Regions from separate parts of the Homo sapiens genome. Here region 2 is linked to region 1. The links are chromatin loops, found by intact Hi-C in ENCODE. Cell type or tissue: transverse colon. All regions are shown on one strand. Each heading gives the region's core, and the rest is flanking DNA. Links, peaks and the distances in the headings are about the cores only. Region 1 has its middle 10 kb from the start of DUSP18. Region 2 overlaps LINC01521 (long intergenic non-protein coding RNA 1521).

What was found. Peaks named below come from ENCODE experiments on the same cell type or tissue, not always from the same donor. Only the 100,000 strongest peaks of a DNase experiment are listed, where the experiment ranks them.
Region 2: it touches region 1 in a loop (14-fold over the local background); 2 of 110 quality-filtered maps call a loop at or near these places.

The regions. Positions count from the first base shown.
Region 1 is chr22:30,655,639-30,660,026 of GRCh38, forward strand. It overlaps a transcript of SLC35E4 not described here and a transcript of DUSP18 not described here. Among named protein-coding and RNA genes, the nearest start is that of DUSP18, 10 kb to the right of the region's middle. In transverse colon, for the core only: no CTCF peak of the experiment used is centred there; no DNase peak of the experiment used is centred there.
Region 2 is chr22:31,348,383-31,352,703 of GRCh38, forward strand. It overlaps LINC01521 (long intergenic non-protein coding RNA 1521), which reads left to right. Exons shown (of 1, transcript NR_120386.1): 1 at 1-2,773. Among named protein-coding and RNA genes, the nearest start is that of LINC01521, 3.8 kb to the left of the region's middle. In transverse colon, for the core only: no CTCF peak of the experiment used is centred there; a DNase peak (open chromatin) is centred at 2,275.

The DNA.
Region 1 (4,388 bases), core at 147-4,146:
TCTGGTTTCAGCATAAACATGATGATGGATTTCAGTGTCACAGCTGGGAGCCCATAGTCAATTCTGCTTTCTGTAAATAGAGGTCTGTGGGGTGCCTTCTTATGCACGGATGGCATTGTGATTCCCATTTAACAGAGTAAGCAAAATTTCAGAAAAATTCCAGGGTCTGCCTGAAGTCAAAGCCAAGAGGTGGAAGAGTCAGGATGAGAATCCACACCTCTTAACATTCCTCCCAAGCTCCTTCTTAGGTGATATTGGGTCACGATCCAGAGGTGGAAAGTAATGGATTCTTAGGACTTTTTTTTTTCTTATTTTCATTCATTTATTGAGGCACCACTGCACTGCATCCTGGGCAAAAGGGTCTCACTCTGTTGCTGAGGACGCAGTGCAGTGGTGCCATCATAGTTGACTGCAGCCTCAACCTCCTTGGGCTCAAGCGATCCTCCCACCTCAGCTTCCCAAGTAGCTGGGACTACAGGTGTGCACCACCATGCTGGGCTTTTTTTTTTTAAACTTTTTGTAGAGAAGGAGTCTCACTATGTTGCCCAGGCTGATCGCAAATTCCCAGGCTCAAGTGATCCTCCTGCCTCAGCCACCCAAAGGGCTGGGATTACAGGCATGAGCCACTGCACTTGGACTCTAAGGGCATTTGGATTTAACATCCCAGGATAGGAAAGCAGGGCTGTGTGCTTCAAGGTCAAGAGCTACCTGCCCCTGGGATTTGTAATTAGATCGCCATCTCAACAGAGATCATTCCGAGAAATCCTCAGGGCCAACAGCATGTCCCTGTTTATCTGACAGGGCATTATAAACTTCACAGAAACTTCTCAAACCAAATTTAATTGACTTTGGAAAGAAAGTGATTCCTCACTTTTGGAGTGAGAAAGTTAAAGGTTCATGTAATCAAAAAGAGGCCTAGAATCCCTGTTCTAAGCCAGGCTGGTAGGCTATGGGACCACTTCTTTCTCCCCTACTATAGGACTGCATTCAAACCTCAACATGACCTTCTTCCTAGGTTGTCTGAGTAAAAGGCTGCTCTACTCTGAGTCCAAAAGAACAGTGTGAACTGTTTGGGAAAAGGACGTGGACCCTCTCAAAAGCCCTCAACCTTAACCTCTCCCACTTAGGATATGAACTCCTGGTCTCATCATGTCCAATTCTGAATATTTAAAAAGAGAGTTAAAAAGGAGGAATGGCTTGGCCCAGTGGCTCATGCCTGTAATCACAGCACTTTCGGAGGCTGAGGAGGAAGGATCACTTGAGCCCAGGAGTTCGAGACCAGCCTGGTCAACATAGTGAAACCCCATCTCTATTTTGTATAAAAATATAAAGTAATTAAAACTTAAAAAAGGAGGAATGAAAATTATGTTTACTCAACTATGAAAAAAATGCTCAGGAGGAAGGAACTAGATCACAATACTAATATGTTGACTTGGTTACAACGATGGGGATATTGTGGCTGGACCATATTTGTTTTCCTTTTTCTACGAATAAGCATGTAAGATAAATTTCTGGGCTGGGTGCAGTGGCTCACACCTGTAATCCCAGCACTTTGGGAGGCCGAGGTGGGTGGATCACCTGAGGTCAGGAGTTTGAGACCAGCCTGGCCAACACGGTGAAACCCTGTCTCTACTAAAAACACACACACACACACACACACACACACACAAATTAGCCGGGCGTGGGGGCGGGCACCTGTAATCCCAGCTACTTGGGAGGCTGAGGCAGGAGAATTGCTTGAACCCAGGAGGCGGAGGTTGCAGTAAGCCGAGATCACACCATTGCACTTTAGCCTGGGTGACAGAGCAAGACTCTGTCTCAAAAAAAAAAAAAATTCTGGCCGGGTGTAGTGGGTCGCGCCTATAATCCCAGCACTTTGGGAAGCAAAGACAGGTAGATCACTTGAGCCCAGGAATTTGAGACCAGCCTGGGAAATATGGTGAGACGCTGTCTCTAAAAAAATTTTTTAAAGATTTAAAAAATAGGCCAGGCGCGGTGGCTCATGCCTGTAATCCCAGTACTTTGGGAGGCCGAGTCAGGTGGATCACGAGGTCAGGAGATCGAGACAATCCTGGCTAACACGGTGAAACCCCATCTCTACTAAAAGTACAAAAAATTAGCCGGGTGTGGTGGCGGGCACCTGTAGTCCCAGCTACTCGGGAGGCTGAGGCAGGAGAATGACGTGAACTCGGGAGGCGGAGCTTGCAGTGAGCCAAGATCACGCCACTGCACTCCAGCCTGGGCAACAGTGCAAGACTCTGTCTCAAAAATAATAATAATAATAATAATAATAATAATAATAATAATAATAATAATGATTAGCTGGATATGGTGTTGAGTACCTCTAGGTTCCAGTTACTCAGGAGGCTAAGGTAAGAGGATCATTGGAGGCTGGGAGTTTGAGGCTGCAGTGGGCGGTGATCACACCACAGTATCTAGCCTGGGCAACAGAATAAGACCATTTCAAAATAAATTTTTTTTTTTAGTTAAAAAAAACTGAATCTCTCGGGGTTCTAGTTCTAAGTAAGATAGAGTAAGCAGTCTGTCTCTCCCACTGGCTGCAACTAAAAGCCCTGGAAATAATGGATCTGAGGACTCTGAAAAAGAAATATTAACAAGGCTGGGTGCGGTTGCTCATGCCTATAATCCCAGAACTTTGGGAGGCTGAGGCAGGAGGATCACTTGAGGCCAGGAGTTTGAGACCAGCCTGGGCAACACAATGAGACTCTGTCTCTAGAAAAAAAAAAATTTTTTTTTTTTGGGGGTAGCAGCAGTAACAGTGGTGGCCAGAAAAGCACCTAAAACTCTGACAAAGCGGAATCCTTTCATCTGTCCAAAGCATCTGCAATCTGAAAAGTAGAAGAGGGGAATCTCCGTTGCCTTTTTTCTCTCTTCATCCTGTCACCTGGCCCAAGAGTACACCCGCCATGGAGGGTGCGTAACAAGCAGGGAGACTAAAGGACCCAATTTCTAGCTAAAGGGTCAGGAAAATGAGGGGTCTTGAAAGCTGGAGAATGTGGACAGGAGAGAGCTTGTGAAATAGATCCCATAAAGTTGCACATGAATTTGTAGGTTCACATGCATGGACCTGACCCTAAGCAGTATTCCAGTGAATGAGAACTGAACTATTAGGCAGAACACCCAGGTTTCAGACTGCTCACTGGGGGGCATAAGCTTAGGACTGTTCTGATTTACATGGCAAAGGCTTTGAAACTGAACTGATCGGCTGGGCGCGGTGGCTCACGCCTGTAATCCCAGCACTTTGGGAGGCTGAGGCGGGTGGATCACGAGATCAGGAGATCGAGACCATCCTGGCTAACATGGCGAAACCGCATCTCTACTAGGCATGGTGGCGGGTCCCTGTAGTCCCAGCTATTCGGGAGGCTGAGGCAGGAGAATGGCGTGAACCTGGGAGGCGGAGTTTGCAGTGAGCTGGGATTGCGCCATTGCACTCCAGCCTAGGCGACACAGCGAGACTCCATCTCAAAAAAAAAAAAAAAAAAAAAAAGAAGAAACTGAACTGATACTGGAACTACAATAGCCCACAGGAGACAGATGAGGATCGAACCGAAGAGGGTCAACTGCCTCCTAAAACAAAAACCTGACATTTTCCGTGGGATTTAAACAAGACCTATTCAAAATGCCTAGGATACAATCAAAATTACACACAAAGAACAAGGAAAGTCTGGACCCTGAGATGACCCAGATGTTGGAATTATCAGAAAAAGACTCTTTTTTTCTCTCTTTTTTTTGAGATGGAGTTTCACTCTTATTGCCCAGGCTCGAGTTCAATAGCATGATCTTGGCTCACTGCAACCTCCGCCTCCTGGGTTCAAGCGATTCTTCCGCCTCAGCCTCCCGGGTAGCTGTGATTACAGGCGCCCGCCACCACATCCAGCTAATTTTTTGTATTTTTAGAGACGGGGTTTCAACATGTTGGCCAGGGTGGTCTCGAACTCCTGACCTCAGGTGATCCACCAGCCTCAACCTCCCAAAGTGCAGGGATTACAGGCTAAATAAGAATTTTAGAACTAAGAAAATATAAGAATCAAGATTTGGAAATGATGTTTCTGACCTATTCCCTGGAAAATGTGAATGTTACTTTATATGACAAAGGAGACTGCAGATGTAACTTATGCAGATGTAACTGATTTTATTTTTATGTTAGTGGGCTCATTCTAATCACATGAGTCTTTTAAAGCAGAGTGATTCTCTCTGGCTGGACTTAGATGTAACAGAAGGAAAAGTTAGAAGTATTTAAAGTGTGAGAAGAATTCAACCTATTTCTGGAGGGGCACACGTAGAAAGCACCAGAATGTGGGCAGCTTCTACAGAGAAAAGGCCAACCCCCAGCTGACAGCTAAGAAAACAGGGTCCTCTACCCTGCA
Region 2 (4,321 bases), core at 1-4,000, 690 kb after region 1:
GCACATGCCTGTAATCTCAGCTACTAGAGAGGCTGAGGCAGGAGAATCGCTTGAACCTGGGAGGCGGAGGTTGCCGTGAGCCGAGATCGTGCCATTGCACTACAGCCTGGGCAACAAGAGCGAAACTCCGTCTCAAAAAAAAAAAAAATACAAAATTAGCCGGGCGTGGTGGCACATGCCTATAATCCGAGCTACTGGGGAGGCTGAGGCAGGAGAATCACTTGAACCCGGGAGGCGGAGTTGCGGTGAGCCGAGATCGCGCCATTGCACTCTAGCCTGGGCAACAAGAGCAAAACTGTTTCAAAAAAAAAAAAAAGAAGAAGAAAGAAAAGAAAAAGAGGTTTGCTCTGAGTGTCCAGTGTATACACACATCGTTTCTCCATAGTAGGTACAGATATTCCTATTCAACCATTGGAACTGGGGAAGGTGAGTGACCTGCCCAAGGCCACACAGATAGTGATGGAGCCAGGATTCAAACTGGTTAACTGCCCCTTTCTCACCAGTGGCTTCTGAAACCTGTCACCCGTCCATGGCTCCACTTGAACCAGGAACTGACTCTCTGTCTGCTATGCTTAGAAAACAAGGTGCCATGACTGGCCCCATTCCAGCGGATTCACCCGGTGAAGGTGGGTTCAGAAGGTGGTGCTCTGAGGAAAACAGGGAACGTGCATCAGCCCTGTTTTGCAGATAGGAAGCCTGAGGTTCAAGGAGCCAGAGTGGTCCAGGATCCCACCTTGGGGAAGTGGCCAGAGACAGTCCAGACGCCGTTCTGATCCCACCTGGGAGCTTTTTTCCAAATGTCGCCTTGGCAGTGTGATTGTGGGGGTGGGAGTAACCTCTCTACTTCATCCATTACTCTCAGTCTTGCCCATCTCTCAGGCTCCTAGGAATCCATTATGTAACTTAAGGCATGCTTGCAGAACATGTCTTTTTTTTTTTTTTTTAGGTAACATTCAACTGACATAAAATTAACAATTTTAAAATGTATCATTCACTAGCACCTAGTACATTCACAATGTTGTGCAACCAGCACGTCTGTCCAGTTGCAAAACATTTTTATCACCCCAAAAGAAAACTCCGTACACGTTAAGAAGTCACTTTCCATTCCCTTCTCCCTTCATCCCCTGGCAACCACCAATCTGCATTCTGTCTCTATGGATTTACCTATTCTGGATATTTTTTTTATTTATTTATTTTTTGAGACGAAGTCTCTGTCACCCAGGCTGGAGTGCAGTGGCGCGATCTTGGCTCACTGCAATCTCTACCTCCTGGGTTCAAGCGGTTCTCTTGCCTCAGTCTTCCAAGTAGCTGGGATTACAGGCGCATGCCACCGTGCCCGGCTAATTGTTGTATTTTTAGTAGAGATGGGGTTTCGCCATGTTGGCCAGACTGGTCTCGAACTCCTGACCTCAGGTGATTTGTCCACCTCAGCCTCCCAAGGTGCTGGGATTACAGACGTAAGCCACCATGCCCAGCCTGGATATTTTATTTAGTTGGAATTATACAATACTGTATGTGACCTTTTGAGTCTGGCTTGTTTCACTTAACGTAATGTTTTCAAGGTTCATTCATGTTGTAGCATGTATAAATACTTTGTTCCTTTTTATGACTGGCTGAATGATACACCATTGTATGGATATACTACCTTTATCCATTCATCCATTGGTGGCCTTTTGGTTATTATGGATAGTGCAACTATGAACATTTGTGCACAAGTATGTATTTGAGTGCCTATCTTCAGTTCTCTTGGGTGTATACCTAGGAGTGGAATTGCTGGGTCATATGATGGTTCTATGTATAACTTACTGAGGAACCACCAAACTCTTCCACAGTGACTGTACCATTTTGCATTCCTACCACACATGTTTTTATAAATAATTTTAGTGCTGGTCAAACCTCTCATTTTATGAATGAGCATGCTGAGGCCCAGAGAGGTTAAGTAACTTGCCCAGGGTCACACCCTTAGTCAGGATCCAGACTAAAACCAAACTTTCCTGAGTTCCTAGACTTTCAAACACTAAGAGCCTCCCATGTCACCTTTAAAGACCTCGACTACTTGCCCGAGTTTTCATTAATTGACTTAGAAACCTGCCTGGTGAACAACTGAGTTAGCCGTATTTATGAAGCTTTTTTTCTCTCAACATCTATTGAAAGAACCCACCGCCATGTTCCGGATTTCTAGGCCACACCTTGAAAACATGCAGAGCTCACAATCCCTGCATCTGCCTCCTGCTGCTGGCCTGTCGGGCCCTCTTCTGTTGCCATGGAAACCATGCACCTCAGTTTTGGCAGCAGACCAGCTGGACAGCGAACTGAGAATATCCTTGTCTCCTAGGCTAAGCAGAGCTGTCAAGGTCATGTATTCATTAACTAGATTTGTATTTATTGATCACCTACTAAGCACCAGGCTTTTGTTTTGTAAGATGCTAGGGATACAGCAGTGAACAAGCCAGACCACAGATCCTGCCCTCAAGGAACCCGTAGTCTAGAGGAGACAGACAAAAACCAAGGAACAAAAAAGGCTTTACCTGGCTCCTCTCCCTAGTTCACATTCTCCCAACCTTCCAGGCTGTGCTAAAATCCACTTCCCCTGGACCATCCCCGGAAGAGCCCAAATGCAGGTGATAGCTCCTCTCAGGATTTACATTGCATTTTTTGTTGTTACTCCCTGATTGTAAAAGTGCTATGTGCATTGTGGAAAATGTAGGAGATACACAAAAGCACAAAGAAGAAAAATTAAATAAAGATCTGTAATTTCACCACCAAGAGTCGAGCGCTGCCAACATTTCCTTCTGGTCTTTTTCTACATATGTGTATTTCTCTTTAAAAAAAAAAAAAATTATTGGCCGGGCGCAGTGGCTCATGCCTGTAATCCCAGCACTTTGGGAGGCTGAGGCGGGCAGATCACGAGGTCAGGAGATCGAGACCATCCTAACACAGTGAAACCCTGTCTCTACTAAAAAAAAAATTAGCGGGGCATGGTTGCGGGCATCTGTAGTCCCAGCTACTCAGGAGGCTGAGGCAGGAGAATGGCTTGAACCCTGGAGGCAGACATTGTAGTGACCTGAGATCATGCTACTGCACTCCAGCCTAGGCAACAAGAGCGAGACTCCATCTCAAAAACAACAACAACAACAAAAATAATAATAATGACAGGGCACAGTGGCTTATGCCTGTAATCCCAGCACTTTGGGAGGCTGAGGTGGGTGGATCCCAAGGTCAGGAGTTGGAGACCAGCCTGACCAACATGGTGAAACCCTGTCTCTACTAAATATACAAAAATTAGCCAGGCGTGGTGGCATGCACCTGTAATCCCAGCTACTCGGGAGGCTGAGGCAAGAGAATCACTTGAACCTGGGAGGTGGAGGTTGCAGTGAGAGGAGATTGTGCCACTGCACTCCAGCCTGGGCAACAGAGCGAGACACCGTCTCAAAATAATAATAATAATAACAACTTTGTTAAGCACTATCTGTGCCAGCCATAGTGCTGAGAGCACTCCTTGGTTTACCCTCTGGAATCCTCACAACAACCCTATGAGGCACTTACTCTGATGATTCCCATTTTACTGGTGTGGAAACTGAGGAATGAGCAGATAGGGAAGGGAGAGGAAGGCCCAAAGCATGCTGAATAGCAGGTACCTCTGCCTGCTCCAGGGGCTTTCAGCACAAATCCAGGCTGCCAGGCTTTATTGAGGACCTGATGGGAGGAGGAGATGGAGGGAAACACAGGAATGAGGCACCCTAGTTTCTGCCCCACTCGCCTTTAGCCTTTATCAGTCTTTCTTAGAAGGCATGTGAAGCCAACCGACTTTCTTTGCTCACTTCAATGCTGGGCTGTTCAACTTCTTAATAACAATAGCAACAAGACCATTCCTTGAACAATCATGGCACTTCAAGCATGAATGGAGTTGTTTTGGAGCCAGACAGACACAAGTTCAAGTTCAAGGTCTGCCCTTGCTGATAGTTTGGCTTTGGGTGAACAGTGCCAGAGGTTCATTTAACCCCCATAGCCTCTCTCTGAGGGTAGGATCATTGTCCCTGCCTTTTGTTTTTTCAGAGACAGGGTCTCTGTCACCCAGGTTGGCATGTACTGTCACCATCATAGCTCACTGCAGTCTGGAATGCTTTGGACTCAAGTGATCCTCCCGCCTCCACCTCCAGAATAGCTGGGACTCTGGGTTATGCCACCACGCCCAGATCATTTTTACAAATGTTTGTAGAGATGGAGTCTCACTATGTTGCCCAGGCTGGTTTCAAACTCCTGGCCTCAAGCAGTCCTCATGCCTCACCCTCCCATAGGGCTGGAATTACAGATGTGAGCC